Linked DNA regions of Mus musculus: region 1 is linked to region 2. Evidence: chromatin contacts called from ENCODE Hi-C or POLR2A ChIA-PET data. All regions are on one chromosome and are shown on one strand. The core of a region is the stretch at or near the end of the contact, and the rest is flanking DNA. Distances in the headings are between cores, read along the strand shown.

What was found. Hi-C counts contacts between places; a loop is a spot of excess contacts on that map. ChIA-PET counts read pairs that join two places held with the same protein, here RNA polymerase II (POLR2A).
Region 1: a map of left cerebral cortex shows a loop between it and region 2 (4-fold over the local background). The contact joins two enhancer-like sites. A Hi-C loop is called at or near these places in 2 of 37 maps with a recorded cell type or tissue (both left cerebral cortex). POLR2A ChIA-PET finds 5 or more read pairs at or near these places in 4 of 5 experiments (Patski and embryonic stem cell).

What each region holds. Positions count from the first base shown.
Region 1 is chr11:104,288,319-104,294,306 of GRCm38, reverse strand. Mapt (microtubule-associated protein tau) reads right to left here. Exons shown (of 12, transcript NM_001038609.2): 4 at 4,313-4,399. Among named protein-coding and RNA genes, the nearest start is that of Mapt, 60 kb to the right of the region's middle. Within about 2 kb of position 4,425, at least 3 of the 3 ENCODE cell types and tissues checked have a DNase peak (open chromatin) inside an H3K27ac peak, as active enhancers do; they include left cerebral cortex, where a contact is called at or near this core.
Region 2 is chr11:104,252,894-104,258,644 of GRCm38, reverse strand. The region is part of intron 1 of Mapt (microtubule-associated protein tau); the gene reads right to left. Among named protein-coding and RNA genes, the nearest start is that of Mapt, 24 kb to the right of the region's middle. Within about 2 kb of position 3,866, at least 2 of the 3 ENCODE cell types and tissues checked have a DNase peak (open chromatin) inside an H3K27ac peak, as active enhancers do; they include left cerebral cortex, where a contact is called at or near this core.

The sequences.
Region 1 (5,988 bases), core at 3,176-5,675, 35 kb before region 2:
CTCCTAAAAACAGCACTACCTGGGACTGGAGAGATGGCTCATGGCTAAGCGGTTAAAAATACTGACTGCCCTTCCAAAGGTCTCGAGTTCAATTCCCAGCAACCACATGGCGGCTCACAACCATCTGTAATGAGATCTGATGCTTTCTTCTGATGTGTCTGAAGACAGCTACAGTGTATTCACATACATATAATAAATACATTTAAAAAAAACGAAACAAAACAACAACAAAAAAAAAAACCCCAGCACTACCTGGCTGGAGGGAGGCCAACAGGGCCAATGGATAGCTTTTCAGGGCCTTTGGGTTTTATTTAAGAAGCCAACAGTCACCTCAAACAAAGAAGACTGAGGAAGGTCCGGACCATATGGGCACTAATCTCAAGAACAAGGCGTGATGGAGCACACCTTTAATCCCAGCACTCGGGAGGCAGAGGCAGGTGGATTTCTGAGTTCAAGTCCAGCCTGGTCTACAAAGTGAGTTCCAGGACAGCCAGGGCTATACAGAGAAACCCTGTCTCAAAAAACAAACAAAAAATAAAAACAAAAACAAACAAACAAAAAAGAACAAGGGGCAAACAGGACCCAACAATGGGATGACACACCACACTAGTCTAGATGAGGTCAGCGACCCAAGTTGACCTCAAGGCCTTGAGGCACACCAAAGGCTGCTGCCTTCAGAAGCATTTCACACAGTGCCAGCTGGGCCACCTGCCTTGTCTCTAGACCGAGGTGGTCAGTCTCTACAAACCAGCACCCTTCCCAAGGCCGGCACAAGGAAAGAGCCCGAGTCACTACTTGTCAAGGGTAGCCAGATGGCCGTCTGAGGGTGTGGCCACAGGAAGTGAATTTAGACGCTCTCCACCCGACGGGTTATCAGCTCAGACACTTCTAGGTCTTTTGTGCTGCTTTTTATGGGTGTATGTGACAGTTCCTTGTCAGATAACACAGTACTGGCCACACACTGTGTCAACTGCCTGGAAGGCAAAGTCCAACAATGGATCTGGTCGGAGTAAGATTAAGGAAATGGAAGACAGACTCAGAGGGACAGCAAACCCAACGAAGCAGTCACGGAGTCCTTAGTAGAGATAGAGGCATTCCCGGACTCCACCAGTGACCGCCCTGGTGCTAAGAGAGTCTATCCATCTTCCCATGCTAGTGCAGTAGTGTGATATCCTGCCCCTGATGTGGGGGGGGATGGGGGATGGTATCATGTCTGAGCTCAGCAAGGGGCATGAGGAAATCATAAATCTCAAGGGGCAGGGCAGAAGGCACTGCAGGAGTTGGTATCTCTACTGGCTTTGAATGTTCCCAGGGAGGCACAAGGTTCCCTGCTCTCTAGGGAGACAGGCCTCCCAAAGGTAGAGAGTCACACAGCATCCTTGGGCAGCTTTACTGAGCACCCAAGAAGCAGCAAACATGTGCTCAAGAAAGCACAAGGTGAGGCCCTAACTCCATCAACAGCTGGGAACCTTATCAACTCTAAACCCACCCAGAGGTGAGCGGCCTGGGGCTGGAGTGGCACCCTAGAGTCTTGCTATGCAGCCCATACTGGCTTTGCACTCACTGTGTAACTCAGCAGGCCTTGAACTCTTGATCTTTCCAGCTTAGCCTACCAAATGCTAGGATAACAGGCATGCGTAGCTTCACCCCGTGGTCTTGAATGCACCACCCAGAGAAAGACACTTGGCTTCTGTTCTCTCCGGCTTGGGATCTGCTGAATGGCAGTCAGGGGACACAACAGGATATGGGAAGGGCTGGCCCTTCTAGGGTGACTGAGCAAAGGTGCATTGTAAGTCTGCCAGCAGGCTGTGCAGCCAAGGATGCTGACATCTTCACCACGGAATTGTGGGCACTGAGCATCTTAGATCCTGCTTAACGGGCCACTAGTGAGAACGAGTTGTCTTTCACAGAGGTGATGCAGTAGCTGGGTCCCTGAGAAGAAGGAGGACGCATCCGCCAGAATCTGACACAGAGGAATCCATCTTTACGGAAGTAGGAGCTAGGAGCTGAAGTGGGGAGAGCATGGAAGGATTCAAGAATGGTCTCTGTGGTAGCTAATCTTCATGGTCAACTTGCCTAGATCTAGAACCACCCAGGGGCTGTTGTGGTCCATTTGTGGCTGTGTTTGAAGATACATACAGATAGGATTAGCTGAAGGGAAGACCTGCCTTGAATGTGGGTGGTACCATCCCATGGGCTGGGGGTTAAGGCAGTACGGAACGCAGAGGAAGGAAGGAGAAATCACACCCAAAGCTACACTCCTTTGGGCTCTCTATCTACCAAGAAGAGCTTCCTCCACCACAGGCAATGCTCTGTCCAAGGAGGACACAGGAGCCCATGAGCCAAAACAAAGCTTTCCTCACTGAGTCATCTCTGTCAGGTGTCTGGGCACTCAGGAGATGTTCCATGGGAAAAGGTGGCCTCTAAGCTCCTGCAGAGATGCCACTGTCCCCTCCTACCCACCTGCCCCGCACTAGCTCAGAGCAGCGGCTGGTTTAGAACAAGGCTGTGGGCCTGACTGTCACATCTGACTGGCCATTCAGATGAGTGTTTATAAGCTGTGAGGCTTCCTTCTCCATCATCACACTCAATCTATAGCATGGTGGGGGATGCCCTGGGAATCACGTATGCTAAACCAGGCAGTCCACCAACTAAGTGAGCTGTGTCCTGGCCTTTGTGGCCTGTTTTGAGACCAGAAAGACTATAAAGCATTTCTGATTACCCAGGAGTGGTGGGAAAGTCTACAGCTTTCATCCTAAACGGAGGACAAACTTCTTCAATGACAAAACTTTGATGTAGAGATATGGCTTAGTGGCTAAGAGCACAGACTGCTCATGCAGAGGTCCTGAGTTCAATTCCCAGCCCCCACATGGTGGCTCATGACCATCTGTAATGGGATCTGATTCTCTTTTCTGGTGTGTCTGAAGTCGGTGACAGTGTACTCACATACATAAAATAAATGAATCTAAAAAAAAAAACAAAAACAAAAAACCTTTGAAAGAATAGCCAGAGACAAAAAGTATCATATGACCCATGACTTCACCCCCGTAAGGTGTCTGTGACCTTCAAGCATCCTTCATGAGCAAGGCTGAGGCCTGGCCAGGATTTAAGAACATCTAACCCCTTCTGTCTCAGAAGCCACTACTGCCAGTCAATCACTTTGCAAAGCAGAAACACATTTTGAAAGCCGGGGTGGCTCTGTAGTGGGCATTCTCCATGGGTGTGCGAGAGAAGGCTGGCTATAGGCTCCTAGGGTGCTCACTCTTCATTGTCAACTTGCTAGACTTGGAACCACCTAGGAGACACACCCCTGGGCGCATCTTCCGGGGGTATTCACAGAAAGGTTTAACTGAGCAGGGAAAACCTACCCTGAATATGGGTGTCACCATCCCATGGGCTGGGGTCCTGGGGAAAAAGGAGAAAGCCAGCTAAGCACCAGCATTCGCTGCTGTCTGCTTCCTAACTGCAGATGCAGTGTGACCGCCACCGTGCCGCCACCTGTCACATGGAGTCTATCCCCTAAAACCACGACGAGCCCTAACAGACCCTAGAGTTGCCTTAGTCAGACATTGGATCACTGTAAGGAGGAGGAGTGACTGGCATAGTTGCAGAGAGGCACTCCTCAGCAAGGGGTCTTCCCATCTCTGCCACGGTGAGATCAGGCATGTCTCGGTAGCTAACTGGGCAACTTGGGTTCATCCTGCTAACTGCTGGAGTTCTCCCTGAGGCCATGGAGGACAGCACAAAGGGAAGGTACCAGGCTCTGGGCTATGATGATTTCTTGCCTAGCCCTCCGTCCCTGCAGGATGACTTACGAAGGACTGAGCGTCCGAGCCCAGGATTCTTTTTGCTGCTTCGCTGCCTAATTCCTTGTCACCCACATTGGTAGAGCAGACTACATAGACCGAACCCGAAAGATGGACGTGAGGTCACATTTCCGAACAACAGCACCATCCCATTAGACCATCAGAAGGATTCAGTTATGTAGTCGATGTAGCCTGCTTGGTGCTCCTGGGAGTAAACTGTCCCCTAAAGGTGACCTGCTACTTACTATTGCTGGGCCTGGAGAAAATGTGAAGAAGGCAGGAAACCTTCCCCAGAGAACTCTGTTGAGAACCTTTCTAATAGGCACACTGACTGAGGTGGGGGCCAGCAGGAATCAGAGGACTCTGTAGCCTTGTGGGAGGCAGTCAGACTCCAAGGCCGCCACTGCTAAATAGCCAGGAGCCCCAGAAGCCAGAGCGGCTTACTCATCTGCTGCACCCGACTATGAGGGTGACCTGTCCAAGGCAGCTCCGGGGCTCACCCTCACCTGTAATTCCTTCTGGGATCTCCGTGTGGGGCTGGGCAGCGGCCTGCTTGTCGGGAGCTCTCTCATCCACTAGGGGCGCAGTCACGTCTGGAAACCACCAACAGTCACCCCTCTGCTTATGCAGGGGCAGTGCAAGGAGTGGGGCCTGCCAGCCACATGCAAGAAAAGCCAGCTCAAAGCAGGGCCACAGTCCTCCTTCCTGCCCATCTCCCCAGGAAGCACACTAACAGGAGGACCCCCTGCCTGGAAAGCCTACAGGGGTCATGTAAGGATGACGAGGGACACAGCCTGACTCCTGGGGGTCAGCTGTGTGATCCTCACTGCAATGCAGGGGCCCCGCAGCTGGGACTCATCAGGCAATATGAGGAAGCTGAGAAATAGACTGAGCCGCTTTCCTGTGGGGCTTTGAGTAAGCCTTTTGTCACCCTAGCCTTTGTTTCCACAAGTGTAGAACAAGAGTGCCATCTGTAGGTGACCTTTAAAACTTCTACCACTTCTAATTCCCTGCCCCCAACCTCCTCACATCTCATTAAAAGGCACCAGAGTTCCTTATGTGGCAATAACCAGGCCAGATCCAGTTTCCTCGATGATGCAAGAGATAAGAGATCCCAGACCAGGACCTGGGGGCATCTTTTCAAAGCAAGCACTTTAGCTCCTCCCGAACCCCCAGCCTCTCTACTAGGTATGCGAGGCACACCCAAGGAGTGGCCGGTTTCAAGGGATTCCCAGAATTCCACACAGCTAGTCCACAAAGGCTATTTTCCTTATGATCCTGTCTGGTGCAGATAAAACAGCTCGCTGAGCTCAGCCCCAGCTGCCTCCCTCCCTGAGGGTGAGTGAGGCATGTGGGGGCCCACGCATGTACAGGTCCAGACTGCATGAGTGGGTTGTTTCTTCCTGGACAATGGTGACAGAGCAGTGAAAGCCACGTTTGGGAAGCCTGCCCCAGCTTTGGCTCCAAGGCTTTCTCAGGGTGGCAGACAGCTTGCAGACCTGTTCTAACAGGATGAGCAGGAAGTGTCTTGCATCGCTGGTTTTCAGAAGGGCAAAGGAAATCTAGCCAGGAGGTTGTCACCAGGCTAAGGGCCATGCCACCTGCATCCTCCGGGGATGGGCCAGCATGCCGAACAATTGGCAGGAGCTTGACAGCTATGTTCTGGATTTATCCAAAGGCAGATGCTGCGGGAGAGGGCCTGGCCAAATTCTCTTTCTGTAACAGAACGCCCAAGCCATGTTCAGGGATGCAGAAAGGGCTCAGAGTGGAAGCTCCAACCTCCTTGGAAGGCTGGAGGAGCTATGGACGATTAGTTAAAAGCCATTCTCCATGTCCCTTTTCCTTGATTTCTTCTACTCAATGGATCCAAAAGCAAGGTGGGGACAGCCATGCAGCCCACGGTGGCCAGAGAGCCAGTTCTGGCCAGTGAATGAAAATGAAAACATCCAGGAGGAGCTTATAATAGAAAACTCTTGATTTAGTTTTGGCAACACATTGGCTTCTTCGGGGTCCTTTTGGTGACTGTTTTTGTTTGTTTTGTTTTTGTTTTTAATTTCAATTTCATTCATTCTTATTTTTATTATTTGCTTTTTTTTTTTTTTTTTTTGAGACAGGTTTCTCTGTGTAGCACTGGCTGTCCTGGAGCCCTCTCTGTGGACCAGGCTGGCCTCAAACTCAGAAA
Region 2 (5,751 bases), core at 2,617-5,116:
AACCCGTTCTCTTAGTCTCACAGAGGAAGCAGCTGAAGCACAGAGGCATGAATGACACACCCAGGGCCACACAGTCAGGACTTTAGCAGAATTAGGGTTTGAACCCCTAGCCCCCATGTGTGCATTTAACATCTCACTGCCTTGTCAATGAAACCACAGGGCAGATGACCTTAGGGCACGGAACTCTCATTGGGGTAGGGGTGGAGTTTTTCTTCACTAGTATGTATTTCTCAGGAAAATTAAGCAGTGGAGAGTACTTGGGTAAGAGATCTGCTGGTGAGCTCAGGAGAGACATGACTGAGCCGGGCGTGGTGGTGCACGCCTTTAATCCCAGCACTTGGGAGGCAGAGGCAGGGGGATTTCTGAGTTCGAGGCCAGTCTGGTCTACAGAGTGAGTTACAGGACAGCCAGGGCTACACAGAAAAACCCTGTCTCGAAAAACCAAAAAGAAAAAAAACAAAACAAACAAACAAACAAAAAAACCCAACCAAACAAAAAATAACAAAAAAAAAACCCCAAAAACCAAAAAACAAAACAGGAGACATGACTGTGGAGGTCATGGGTCACCCTCACAGGAGCCTGAGGGCTAAACATCCCCCGGACATCTTACTCTGGCTAAGATTGAGAGTAAACTCACTATGGAAGACACACTGTGGACCCGGCCATGACCATACCAAGGTTTTGCGGGTGGCAGGGCACCTGTTCTGTGAGCTCCCCAAACCTCCTCTAGACCCCACTTCCCTTGTTTTCCTCCATGTGGTCTAGCTCTCTGGTTCCTAGAGGCTTCCAGAGGGCAGGGGATGTCTCTGTCGCTCCAGAATTCACAAGCCCCAGTAGCAGCCATGAGAAGGAGGGAAAGAGACAGGGCATTCATTATATTCCTGTTCCCAGACAGAGTCCCTGTGCTTGGTCCTCTCAGCACCCTGCAGAGGGAGAGCCCATTACGCCTCTCCATAGGGAATCAAGTTCTAAGAGGCACTCTTAGGGTGTGGCTTAAGGTTGTCTGGTGAATGAGAGGCAGAGAGGGACATTCAGGAGTTGCTCAAGGGGCTTCATCACTACGGCACAGCTCCCAGCTGCTGGTGATCCATGGATCTCTGACTTACCTTCCTGTCCCCTTCCTTACAGTCCTACTTATCTCAGGAAGTTCTACCTGCTGTCTGCCTCAAGTGCTTCTTCTACAATAAGTCCAAATCAGACAAACACCCCAGGAACATATTAATTTCCCCAGCTTAGTTGCCAATGCTTGACAAGAAGGTTCTCGTTCTCTCTCTCTCTCTCTCTCTCTCTCTCTCTCTCTCTCTCTCTATCTCCAGATGATTTCACTTGGCAGCTCTGGCTAGCCTGAAACTCACAATGTAGCACCCTTTCACTCACAGAGATCCTCCTGCCTCTCCTTTCACTCACAGAGATCCTCCTGCCTCTGCCTCCCAAATTCTGGGATTAAAGATGTATGACAAGGATTTTTGATGGCAGCGAAATTTCTTTAAAATTTTTGTATTACATTTTATTTAATGTGTGTGTGTGTGTGTGTGTGTGTGTGTGTGTGTATACATGTCAGGGTGCACAAGTGGAGGAGAGGGTAAGTTTTGGGAGTTGCTTGCTCCTTTTTTCTACTGTGTAGACTATGAACTGAGGCTGTCTGACTTGGCAGCAGGTGACATTACCCTCTGAGCCATCTTGCCAGCCCTAATGGGAATATAGTTTCCAACTGATCTTGAGAAATTAGGATGATCTGGCCACTCTGGGCTTAATTGTCTTCAGATCATTGGTGGCAGTGGGGGAGAGGGACCTACAGCAGCAATCGCAAGGGGCACTAGGTGACATGATGCTCCATTGAGCTTTTTATACCCTGTCTCTTGGTTAATATGAAAGGTGCTGTCCCTTTAATCCCAGCACTTGGGAGGCAGAGGCAGGTGGATCTCTGAGTTCGAAGACAGCCTGGTCTACAGAGGAAGTTCTAAGATGGCCAGAGCTACACAGAAAAACCCTGTCTTGAAAAACAAGAGGAGGAGGGGGAGGAAGAGGAAGAGGAAGAGGAGGAAGAAGTGTGTTGCCACCTACTATTGTAAACACTTTGTGGTACCCTTAGCCTCCCTTCCAGGCTGCTCAGCCTCTCCAGGGAAAGCAGTCCTGCCCTGTAGGTTGGGAGCTGGGCCTCTTGACTCTCAAAGCCTGTGTGCAGGGAGAGAACGCTAAGCAGCCACTGGACTCTGGCTAAGTTGGGTTTGTTTGAGGACATGCTCAAACTGGATGTCTGGGCCTCAGGCCAGGTATGGAATTCATGGACAAGGACAATTGCTTCTGGGATGTCTCTACCACTGGCTCTGTACCAGGCTTTCCACAGGTAAGGGGTATCCTAAAGGAATACTCTCTCCTGATGGAAATCCAGATGTAGCGTCACATGTCTATAATCCCAGCACTTGAGAGATGGGGCAGGAGGCAGAAGTTCAAGGCTAGCCCTGTCTACATGAGATCCAGTCTCAAACCAAAACAACAAAGAGATGGCTCATTGCTTAAGAACACTTGTTATAGCCAGGCGTGGTGGCACACACCTTTAATCCCAGCACTTGGGAGGCAGAGGCAGGGGGATTTCTGAGTTCGAGGCCAGCCTGGTCTACAAAGTGAGTTCCAGGACAGCCAGGGCTATACAGAGAAACCCTGTCTCGGAAAACAAAAATCCAAACAAACAAAAAACAAAACAAACAAACAAAACAAAACAAAAGAACACTTGTTATGTTTGCAGAGAACAGGGCTTGATTCTCAGCACCCACATGGGGTCACAACAATCCCTAAGTCCAGTTCCAAGGTTTTCTATGTCTTCTTCTGACCACCTCAGGCATAGGCATGAGCGTGGTGCACAGACATCCATGTGTGCAAAACACTCATATACCTAAAATAAATAAATCTAAAGTGGTTTGTTTCTGTTTTTGCTTTTTTAAGATTAAAAAAAAACCCAAACAATGGAGAAATTCTTAAGAGTCTTGATCCAATATTTTCAATTCCTAACCCAACTATTAGGACAAATAAAGGGATATTACCAGCTAAGTTTCACCTAAAAGCCTATGGAGGGAAACAGAGTAAGAAATGTCCTCATTCAGATTTCCTTGGATTCATGTTGAGCTGTGTCTCTGTCCCGCTATATGGCAATCCTGTGTGAAGTTTACATCCATGCATGTTGTTAGGTGGTGCTGGACAGCGCTGAGGGCCAGGCAGGCCTCAGCTGCACACCAGTCAGTGTCTAGAACTCTTCCATCTCCTGCTTCTCTCACCTGGGCCACACAGCAGGGCTCTGCAGATGTGCCTCCGTGTCTTGTGGACTCCATACGTGTCCTCTGCAGCCTGCAGATGATGGGTTTGTGTGGTGTGTTTGTGGGATTCCAATGCACAGGAAGGCATCCACACAGCCACCCTATTCCTACTGGAAGGCTACAGTCTGGATTCCTTGGAGGACTGGGAAGGGTCAAAGGGCAATGCTAGGCCTCTGGTAAATGGGTGCTGGGTTGGGGGACCAGAGCATCCAGAGCAAGGATGGGAGGAGAGCTCTCAGGAAGCAATACAGGAAAAAGGCCAAGCAGCCCCTGCACTGCCCAGTGAGGCTGCTATGAGCTAAGGGCCCATGGGAAAGCTATCAAGCCACTTTGGAGCTCGACTTCCTTAAGGAGAAAACCAGAAAGCATCTGCAAACATGCTGGCACGATCTCATTGTGCTGAGGCAATGAGCTGAACCAGGAATGCACCATCTGTCCCATGCTCAGTGGCCACCCCCACATCTCCAAATAGAAATTCCAAAAATGGGCCCAAGACCTGGGACCTGGACCACATGGGTGACCAGCCCAAGGGTCTGAGCCTGGGAAGAGCATCATTCTCGGCACCTGTGCTGGAAGCCTACAGCCCATCTGGAAGGTTCTCCCGGCTGAGGCTGCCAGGTGCTCAGCTAGCCTGCCAAGGCTGGTAACCGCGTGTACTTGCTAAAGACTTGGAGAACACTGAGGTACCACATCGCCTCGGCTCCTTTAACTCCGCAGGGTCTCCAGTATGTTCTCTGAGTCCTTCAGAGGAAGCAGGGGTGATGTGAGCAGGCAGGGATTCTGAAGGAGTCCCGCTCACCATGATGAGCTGCCTGGGGGAGGACTGTGCAGGGGCAGGGTGTGGCATCTGCACCCAGGAAGGTAGGGAGATGGAGACAGGCAGCACCCATTTCCTCCCCTTCCAAACAGGAAGTGCCACTGGCTCTGGAACGGCCTGGAGGGGCACGCAATGAAGTCATCTATGTGAAAGCACCAAGAGGAAAAAATAGCAGTGGGGCTATTTTTGACATAAAAAGGATTTGGGATTATAAATCAGATAGTTCCATCTATGTTGTCACATGACATGCAGTTCCCCACTGGGCAGTGTAGATCGTTCGTTCCCATCTATGTTAAGGTAGGGACTTAAACACACTAACCCATTTCTCCTTGCTCACCTATCCCGTCCATCTGTGGGTCTACAAGAACATTTGGTTCCCGGGTTCAACTATGTCTTATGTTATAAACATGTTTTACACAGACACATGTACATACCCATGTATGCCATGCTTCTAAGCTATTTTGTTGTTGTTTTGAGACAGACTCTCTCTACTTGGTAGCCCTAGCTGTCTTGGAATTCACTCTATAGACCAGGCTGGCCTCGGATTCACAGAGATCCGCCTGCCTCTGCCTCCCAAGTGGCTGGGATTAAAGGTGTGTACAAGCATGCCTGGCTGCTCCTCGGCTAGTCTCATCCTGTGGCTTAACTGGAAGGTTCTGTGTAAGGCAGTGAAGTGTTGAGGATAGCTGGCAGGGGCCTGGTGCAACCGCTTCCCTGTTTCTGTGTGACATAAGATGGTTAGGGCAGATCAGAACCTCTTCCCAGGCATGCCACTGGCGGGGAGGGGTGTGTGTTTAAAAGAACAGTCTTTGTAGAAGGCCTTGAGCTTTTGTGGGGAGTTAAGAGTGTTATCTGGGACAGGGTCTTTTTGTGTTTCCCGGGTTGATTCTGAATTTATAATCCTTACTTAGCACCTCAAGTCTATAATTACAGATGTGACCCACCAAGCAATCAATCCAGCTAGATGCTTCGAACAGATATATCCTCTGAGGTGAGCTGGTGCATTGGTGTACATATTTATCTTTTTAACAGGTCATACACGGGGTGGGGTGGGGTGGAGAATAAAGACTACTTTAAGGACCACTCTCTTAGGCAGTTCCTCTCCGACTCTGAGGCTCTGTCAAAGGCTGCAGCCTGGTTAATAAGCTGCAGTCACCGCCCACACCATTCTGGATTTCTGCTGTCTGGTGAACAGTGAGGACATCTCACCTTGTGGACCAGCCACCTATTATAGGTGAGACCAAATAGCTTTTCGTGTTCATTCTCCTTTCCTGCTCTTTCTTCCACCAGGTACATTTTCTCTTCTATAAGCCCTTGGTATCTGGAGAGTAATCCTGGGGTCTTAGCACCATGGCCTATTCTGGATGATCCCAGAGCCCTTATGTGTCCAGAACAGTGGATCCTTTGAGTGTGGGGAACAGATCGGGTGTGAAAGACAATGACAGAAAGAAACCTTTACTGAGCTGGCCTGTGCTCACCTTGGCTTGGAAGGCCTCTTCACATGAGAAAATGGCTGTCAGTCTTTAACAGTGGCCTCCAGTCCAGGGCTTTTCAGTGTGTGTGTGGTGTGACAGGAAATGATAGAAGCATTTTGATCCACTTCCCTTGAAGGCTCCTCTGGAA